2 separate regions of the Homo sapiens genome follow, and region 1 is linked to region 2. A link is a loop called in an ENCODE intact Hi-C map of the cell type or tissue named here. Cell type or tissue: heart right ventricle. All regions are shown on one strand. Links, peaks and the distances in the headings refer to the core of each region. The heading gives the core; the rest is flanking DNA.

Region 1 (3,842 bases), core at 810-3,309, 360 kb after region 2:
TGGGTGGTAGCTTCTAGAACACACAAGTAGACTTCTAAATGGTCTCATTGCTTTAATTCTTATAGTACTACGCCTTTCCACTTCTGTTTTCCAGGCAGGAGCCAAAGTGATCTTTTTGAAACTACAAATTAGGTCATCTGTTATTGAAAACTTTTCAGTATCATTTTGGTCTCATCTTCAATGTGACCTCCTTGCAAAGATGGTCATTCCCTAACACCCAGATTAAAGTAGCCTTTCAGTCACTCTGTCACATTACCCTACTTTATTATCATCATTGCATTTATCAATAACTGATGGTCTCCCATTTATTTGTAAGCTCCATGAATATAGGGACATTGTTTTGGTCATTGCCTTAGCCTCAATGCACAATGTATGTCACATAATATGTGTTCAAAGATAAAGAAACAAATGAATGAATGGATTTATTCCCCAACATCCATTGCAATACATCATGACTTTCTTTGGCTATGTCTATGTGACAATACTAGCTTAGGAGATTTTACAATTAATTTGGGTAGATTAATCTTTCTGCAAGTACCTGGAATAATTTATTTGACTGCTCCATTCATGTCTCTGTGAAAGGCTGGGGGTTTTACCCAGCTGTAATTTACTTCATGCATGTTACATGAAGGCCAAAAGAAGGGCCATCTTTGCAACGCTCTTTATAATCATCATGCATAATTTGGCATTCTTAAAAGAAAACATGTAGCACTGTGGTGGTAAGAACTTTTATTTTGCACAAGGTTTTGATGTCTTTACTTTCCACTTGCTCACCTAAATATTTTGAAAATATGATGCTAGTCATTCCAATGTATGTACCAGATGTATGTTCTCAGATAAATTTTAGGCATGACATGTATGATATTCATCCTGGAAACAACTGTCTATTTGTAAATTCTCTTTTCCTCATTATATAACCAAAGAACATATAAAACCAGAAATTGGCTGGGCCCAGTGGCTCACACCTGTAATCCCAGCACTTTGGGAGGCCGAGGAGGGTGGATCACAGGGTCAGGAGTTTGAGACCAGCCTGACCAACATGGTGAAACCCTGTCTCTACTAAAAATACAAAAATTAGCTGAGGGTGGTGGCGCATGCCTGTAATCCCAGCTACTCAAGAGGCTGAGGCAGGAGAATTGCTTGAACCCGAGAGGCAGAGATTGCAGCGAGCCAAGATGGCGCCATTGCCCTCCAGCCTGGGTGACAGAGCAAAACTCTGTCAAAAAACAAAACAAAAACAAACAACAACAACAAAAAACAGACAGCACAATGACATCACATAGCCTCAGGTGAACTAGACCATAATAAGCACTGGAAGATGGTTTCTATGCAAGTATACCTCAACAACTCAGTTTCAAGCTGAGCCTCAAAGCACCTTGGTTTAGTGTTTACTGTAGACATGAGGAGATAATGTGAATTTCCATACTCTAAATGTAAGTGCAATCTTATTGTGTTACTATTTGGCTATTTCCCCTTAGCCTCAGCTCTGATGTATAGGCGGCTTTAGTAAGAGTGTTTCCAAGGAGGTTTATGTCTCAGATTCATAGAAACTTCCTCTTCTGAAGCCCCAGCTTAAGATCCCTCCCCTGTATAGTTAAGAGTTTAAGCTAAGTGCCAGTGAATGCCACATTTTTATCACTGTTTTGAGTGACTGTTGTTTGGCAGAGGGCACAGGCACAATACATCTTTGTCTTCCCTTAGCTAATAACCCAGGGTGTAGTAGGCCAGCCATGCCTTTAACATTTACTGCTGCTACATTTGTCTGTGTTGTATAAAAACCATGCAACAGCCTGGCTCTGCTCATTGTTTTCAGAACCTTGACTCTCCTTACCATTCTCATCATCCAAATTTATTTAAGGATGAAACTATTAGAAACACAATTGGTGAATTAATGTCATAGGGACTGCTGCTGGCAGCTCATCAATTTTTGATATGCCACTCAGACAAATGAAACATAAGCCACCCAGAACAAGGGGACCTTTTGACACTTCAAAGGAAACCCCTATGGGTGGTTTCCTCTTGAAGCTACACTAAACTGGCTCGATCTCCTCAGCTGGAAGCTGCCAATGTCTCATTAACCCCTAAAAAGGCCCGGCATGAGCTTTTCTTTTCAGCTATAATTATGCCACGCACTCCTGTTATGCTGCACTGAATCGCAACACTGTCACCAGCACATTATAAACATCCACCCTAATTGAAAAGCAGATTAGACTCTTGTGTTAATTAGCCAAAAAGCCCGCCCACTTGCATGCATTATGATTGCCTCTTAAATACTGAGGATGTTGAAATCCCTCAGAAAGACAAGGCAGACTTAATTGCAATAACCTGCAAATTAAGTTTAATTTACTTTAAATTTACCGGTTTAGCAGGCTCATTTGATGGTGTTAATGTTCTAGCAAATTAATTATCTGAATTAGTCATGCCTGGTGGAGTTTTGCAGCAGAATACATTGTACAGTGGCCTGTTAATAACAGACAAACAGGACAGGATTAATGAGAAGATTATGCTCAAGTTCTTAAAAAAAAAGGATCTTGCATGAATTCAAATATAATCACCAAAGTGCAAATACAGACACAGAATATAAACAAACTGAGATTTATTACACTCTATGGCATGCCATCCAGGAGAAACAGTAAAACATGACTGGTGAAATATCAGACAGCAAGAGCCCTATTCCATACACTCCTGTGGATCTCTCCTAGCCACAAACTGTTTCCCGTTAGTGAGCATATGTGAACACCATGGTCAGCAACCGAATGCCTTAGACAGGCAGTGGACTGCAGAAAAGGACTGGAATGTCACTTAGAAATAGCTTCCTGTGGCTAGTTCTATTGCCCTTTTAGTAATGTATAAAGCTTTCAGATGTTTTCTGGAACCCACTTTAGCTATCTCTTAGGCTAGATCTGAATACTATTAGCCCAAATAATCTGAAATAATGATTATCTTGCTTCCCCTCTTATCTTTATCCCAGTAAAATCTGTCCTGCTTGCATGTGGGAAATTTGGCCAGGGTGGAGAAGAGGGGGAAGAAGAAAAATAGGAATGCCGAATATTAGAGGAAATTTAGAGCATCAACATCTTTGTAGAAGCTTCTACATTTATTCCTCTCTGAGGATAACAAGTGTATCTTATTTGTGTTTGTATCTGCCAGGTGCTAGGACACAGCCTGGGAAATGATAGAGGCTTAAAAACATTCTAATTTTTTGAATGGATGAAACACAAAATTAGCTTAGTGACAATTTCAGAAGAATTACTCAGCCTGGAGGATATTGTAGGGGATTCCTCCTAACAAATATGAAGCCTCTCTGAAAATTCTGTTTCAGTGCTTCTATTGTTATAAATAGTTAGGCTTTCTCCATTTGGTTCTGAAGAGATGCACACAAGCTCTCTTTCCGCCATCCACAGCAGAAAGAAATAGCCTCTGGGTGTCAAACTAATAATCTTTGGCTGGCTCGAACTGAATATGGTCATGCAGTGATTGACCTCAACATGCCAGATTATTGATTGGGCTGGAGATGCCTAAGCCATCATTTTCTTGGAGCAGTCACCGCTTTTGTCTTGATCCCGTCCACAGCTGTCACACTGTGGTGAGCCATTGAAAGAGCCCAGATTTGCATCCTTCATGCATTTATGCCTCTCTGCTTAAAATAAAAATGCCACCACTTGAAAGGCTGAAACATTGATTCTGTTTTTTAAAAAATTATCTCATTAAAAGCCAAGGATTTGGGTTTAGTTGGGAGTGGAGAGAGACACGCAGAATATGTTAACTTGCTTTATTGGGCATATTTAATTTTGGGGGAAAAATAATGAGAATAAAAATTGTTTCAATATGTTTTCTGTATT
Region 2 (3,842 bases), core at 706-3,205:
CATTCGCTGCAAAATAGAGAGCTAATCCTTATACCTCATGGTGGTTCAGAGAATTAAATGAGATAGCATTTGTGAAAATGTCCGGCATGGTGTCTGCCCAAAAAGTAGACCCTCAAATCCTTCGGGGAAAGAGGCAGAACATAAAGCACTCAAAGTCATTGAAAATGTTTATTAAGGATTTAAGTGCACCAGACATCATACTAGGTCCTGAGGAGACAAAAATATGTAAGACAGTCCCTTCCCTCAGGACACAGTTTAGTGGGAAGCACAGACAGGTAATCATCTTCATGAAAACATGCTTTGGTAACAGCTACAATAGAAAGAAAAACAAACTGGAACCGAGCAAAGCCAGAGATTCATTTTGCCTGTGGAAGCCAGACAAAGGTTTAATTAACTAGGCTCGAGAGTTGAAGATGGCTTCAAAGAAAACAGGAAGTTTAGATGGGGTGTACAAAGATGAATAGGAATTGTCCACAATTTTTTTAAATTAAAATAAAAAGAAGGGGAAATTACTTGTAAGAACTGGAAAACCTCTAAACTTCTTTAAAATAAAAAACAATATGGTTATGATATGCAGATGGAAAATAAGCGCTGATAAAGATGTTCACCTTTATTAGCCACCAGAGAAACGCAAATTAAAACCACACCTATTAGAATGACTAAAACAAAAAATAATGACAGCATGGAATGCTGGTTAGGATGCAGATAAAGTGGATCTCTCTACATTGCTGATGAGAATGTAAAATAGTACAGCAGCTTTGGAAAACAATTTGGTAGTTTTTTATAAAATTAAATATGTGATTTCCATATGATACAACCCAGCAAATTTCACTCTTAGACATTTACACCAGAAAAATGGAAATTTATGTTCCTGCAAAAACCTGTTTCAATGTTCATAGCAGTGTACTTGCAATAGCCAAAACCTGGAATCAGTCCAGATGTCTTTCAAATGGCAAATGCTTAAACAAACTGTGATATATTCATATCATGGAATTAATACATCATGCAATAAAAAGGAGTGAACTGTTGATAAACACAATAACTTGGTTGACTATGCAGAAAATTATATTGAGTAAAAAAAAAACCAACCACTAAAGGTTACAATTGTATGATTCTATTTATATAGCATTTTTAAAATGACAACATTTTAGAGATAGAGGAAAGAAGACGGGTTGCTAGAAGTTAGCAGTGGGGGAGAGGTCCTTGTGGTGATGAAACTGTTCTGTATCATGTGGTTCGGGGTGCGGAATTGATAACATAGATAGAAATACACACATACACACAAATGAGTGCAAGTAAAATTAGGAAAATATGAATAATTTGAATTATTCAAATAAGGATCATGTCAATGGTGGATTTGATCAATGTCAATATTCTGGTTGTGATATTCTACCATAGTTTTACAAAATATTACCATTAGATGAAACTGGTTAGAGTGTACAATAAATCCTTTGTATTATATCTTACAACAGCGTAAAAATCAACAATAAAAACATTAAAAATTTCAACTAAATGAACACTATAGTTTTTTATTATAAATTTCCCAAGGTTTCATTTAACCTAATTTAGGAATACTTTTAATTCTATTTATTCTACAAGGATTTATTGAGCCTATGACTGCAATTGCAACTTGCAATTGCAACTTGATAGGTGCCCTTAACTAATTCCTATCCTGTGTGAGCTTATCCCAGCTGAGGTCATTTCCTCCTTCCTTTGACCTCCACCACACAATGCATTCCAGCTCTGTTATAATAATGAACACTAATTGTGATCCCTTTTCTTCACATAGTACAGCAAACTGACACGTTTCTCCCACCTCCTGGGCACAAAATTGGCCCATGTTCCCCAGTCTCCAGCTTTCACAGCAGTTATGTATGACTTTGTGACCAAGTTCTGGGTAATAGAAGGTGCGCAGAAGGGATGTGTATCACTCTCTGTCCTTACCCATGAACTCCTCTGGTGCAATTCTCCACACTCTCTCTTCTAATTGGATGCAAAGATCCAGCAGAAGACCCCACAGATCTAGGAGAAAGCAAGCCAACAATGGGAGAAACTCAAGCCTCTGAATGACAACATAGAAGGCCACTCACAAGTAAGAAGTAAACTTATGTTATGTTGAGTCATATGAACTTTGGGTGTTTGTATATTACAGAGAATAGTGTTTTCATCCTTACTAATACATGTGTTTATCTCCACAGTAGACTTCAGGCTCCCTGAGAGTAAGAACTGGGTTGTGTTCACCTTTATATTCTTAGAATCTGGTACGGTGCTTGGCACAGAGTATCTACTTCATAAATGTTTTGACAATCATGTTCCTGTCAATGACAGATGTTGACATTATCTAGTATTTCATAGCCTTTGATAAAAACCTATTCCTTCTCTTGAATGTGAAAAGAAAGCCTAGGATCTCATCCCCTAGTCCAGTCTGACTGCTGGACTTGAAAAGGGGCAGTAGTGGTTGAATGGGCAAAAATCAGAACTATTACTTGGTGACTTAATTTCCTATTCTTAAGCACATATCTACTTTCTATTATTTTGTAAGTTTAAAACACATTTAGTTTGTCCGAACCTCACTCATTTTGATGTCATGTAATCTAAATTTGGCAAGTTTCACTAAACAAATGTTTCTGTAAGAATTTCATAGAAAAGTGCTCTAGTGAGAGCTTATCTTTAGACACCTTCATTAGTTTTTGGAAAAATAACACAAGACACTTATTCCTGCACTATGAAATTGTATGAATAATTAAAATCAAACCTCACATATCAAAATAAATGACCTAAATACTTGTCATGATATGTTATCCTTTTACTTTGTGTGTTGGCTTCTTACTGGGTAATTCGCAAAAAATTTGCTCATCAAAAATAGGTCACCAGGTCATAAGACTGAATTTATGACTGTGGAATTCTGGAGTTTTGCTACAGTAAAAGACTCACATGTCTTCTTTGTATCTTATCTAAGTATACACATGCATCAAATTGTCGAATTCCAAGCGGAAAATAAGACTAACTTGTTTAATACATGTTTTTTTTTGTTTGTTTGTTTGTTTTTTACAGTCCACAGGTCTTTTTTTTTTTTTAACACCTATTATGCCATGAATTCATAGAGAAGAGGTTCCAGCAGCTCAGGCTCCTCCCCATGGGTTCTCACAAAGTGCACTTCTCTGGATGGAGCAGGCTGGGGCTTCAGTTGAACACAGGTACTTTTCTCTTTGGCTTCTTCCTTTTTCTGATAATTTTCCTTCACGTGCTTCAGGAAACTATCTCAGCTCTTAGAGTGCTTTGTGTGCTCAATACGCACATTAATTCTATTGGCAAGAATCTTGCCCTTAACCTGTTTGTTTACAACAATGCCAACAGCATGCTGGGTAACATTGTAGACTCTCCCAGTTTTCCATGGCAACACCTATGGGCATTCCTTTTTGAACAGTACCCATTCCCTTGATGTCTACAGTATCACTTTTCTTATAGATTCATATGTACATGGCCAAAGAAACAACTCCATGTTTTCTAAATGGTCTAGAGAACATATATTGGGTGCCTCTCCTCTTTCCCTTTTGTTTATCATTTTGGCGATTTACTGGAAGATGGTGGTTCTGGCCGAAAGGCTATGCTTTTATAAATATATGCTTTCTCTTTTAAGCCAATCTGTTTTGTGTTATTTTATATCTCCTTTTAACAATATTTTAAAATATTTTGATTGCTATAGATAATTATATTATCACAGTATTTGACAATTGGAAGAGACTTTAAGATCACCTGACTCAATGCCTTCACAGAAAGAGAAGCTGTCTTCAAGAGGTTACGTGACTATCAGAGCTCACATCTCTGACAAGCAGAAAAGC

Evidence for each region. Hi-C counts contacts between places; a loop is a spot of excess contacts. Peaks named below come from ENCODE experiments on the same cell type or tissue, not always from the same donor. Only the 100,000 strongest peaks of a DNase experiment are listed, where the experiment ranks them.
Region 1: a loop joins it to region 2, with 7 times the contacts of the local background. A loop is called at or near these places in 2 of 110 quality-filtered maps.

The regions. Positions count from the first base shown.
Region 1 is chr13:78,400,917-78,404,758 of GRCh38, reverse strand. All of the region lies in intron 3 of OBI1-AS1 (OBI1 antisense RNA 1), which reads right to left. Among named protein-coding and RNA genes, the nearest start is that of POU4F1, 200 kb to the left of the region's middle. RefSeq lists an enhancer at 1,556-2,879. In heart right ventricle, for the core only: no CTCF peak of the experiment used is centred there; no DNase peak of the experiment used is centred there.
Region 2 is chr13:78,760,897-78,764,738 of GRCh38, reverse strand. LOC105370272 (a long non-coding RNA gene) reads left to right here and starts at 1,816. Exons shown (of 3, transcript XR_942107.2): 1 at 1,816-2,092; 2 at 3,055-3,197; 3 at 3,707-3,842. It also overlaps the pseudogene RPL21P111. In heart right ventricle, for the core only: no CTCF peak of the experiment used is centred there; no DNase peak of the experiment used is centred there.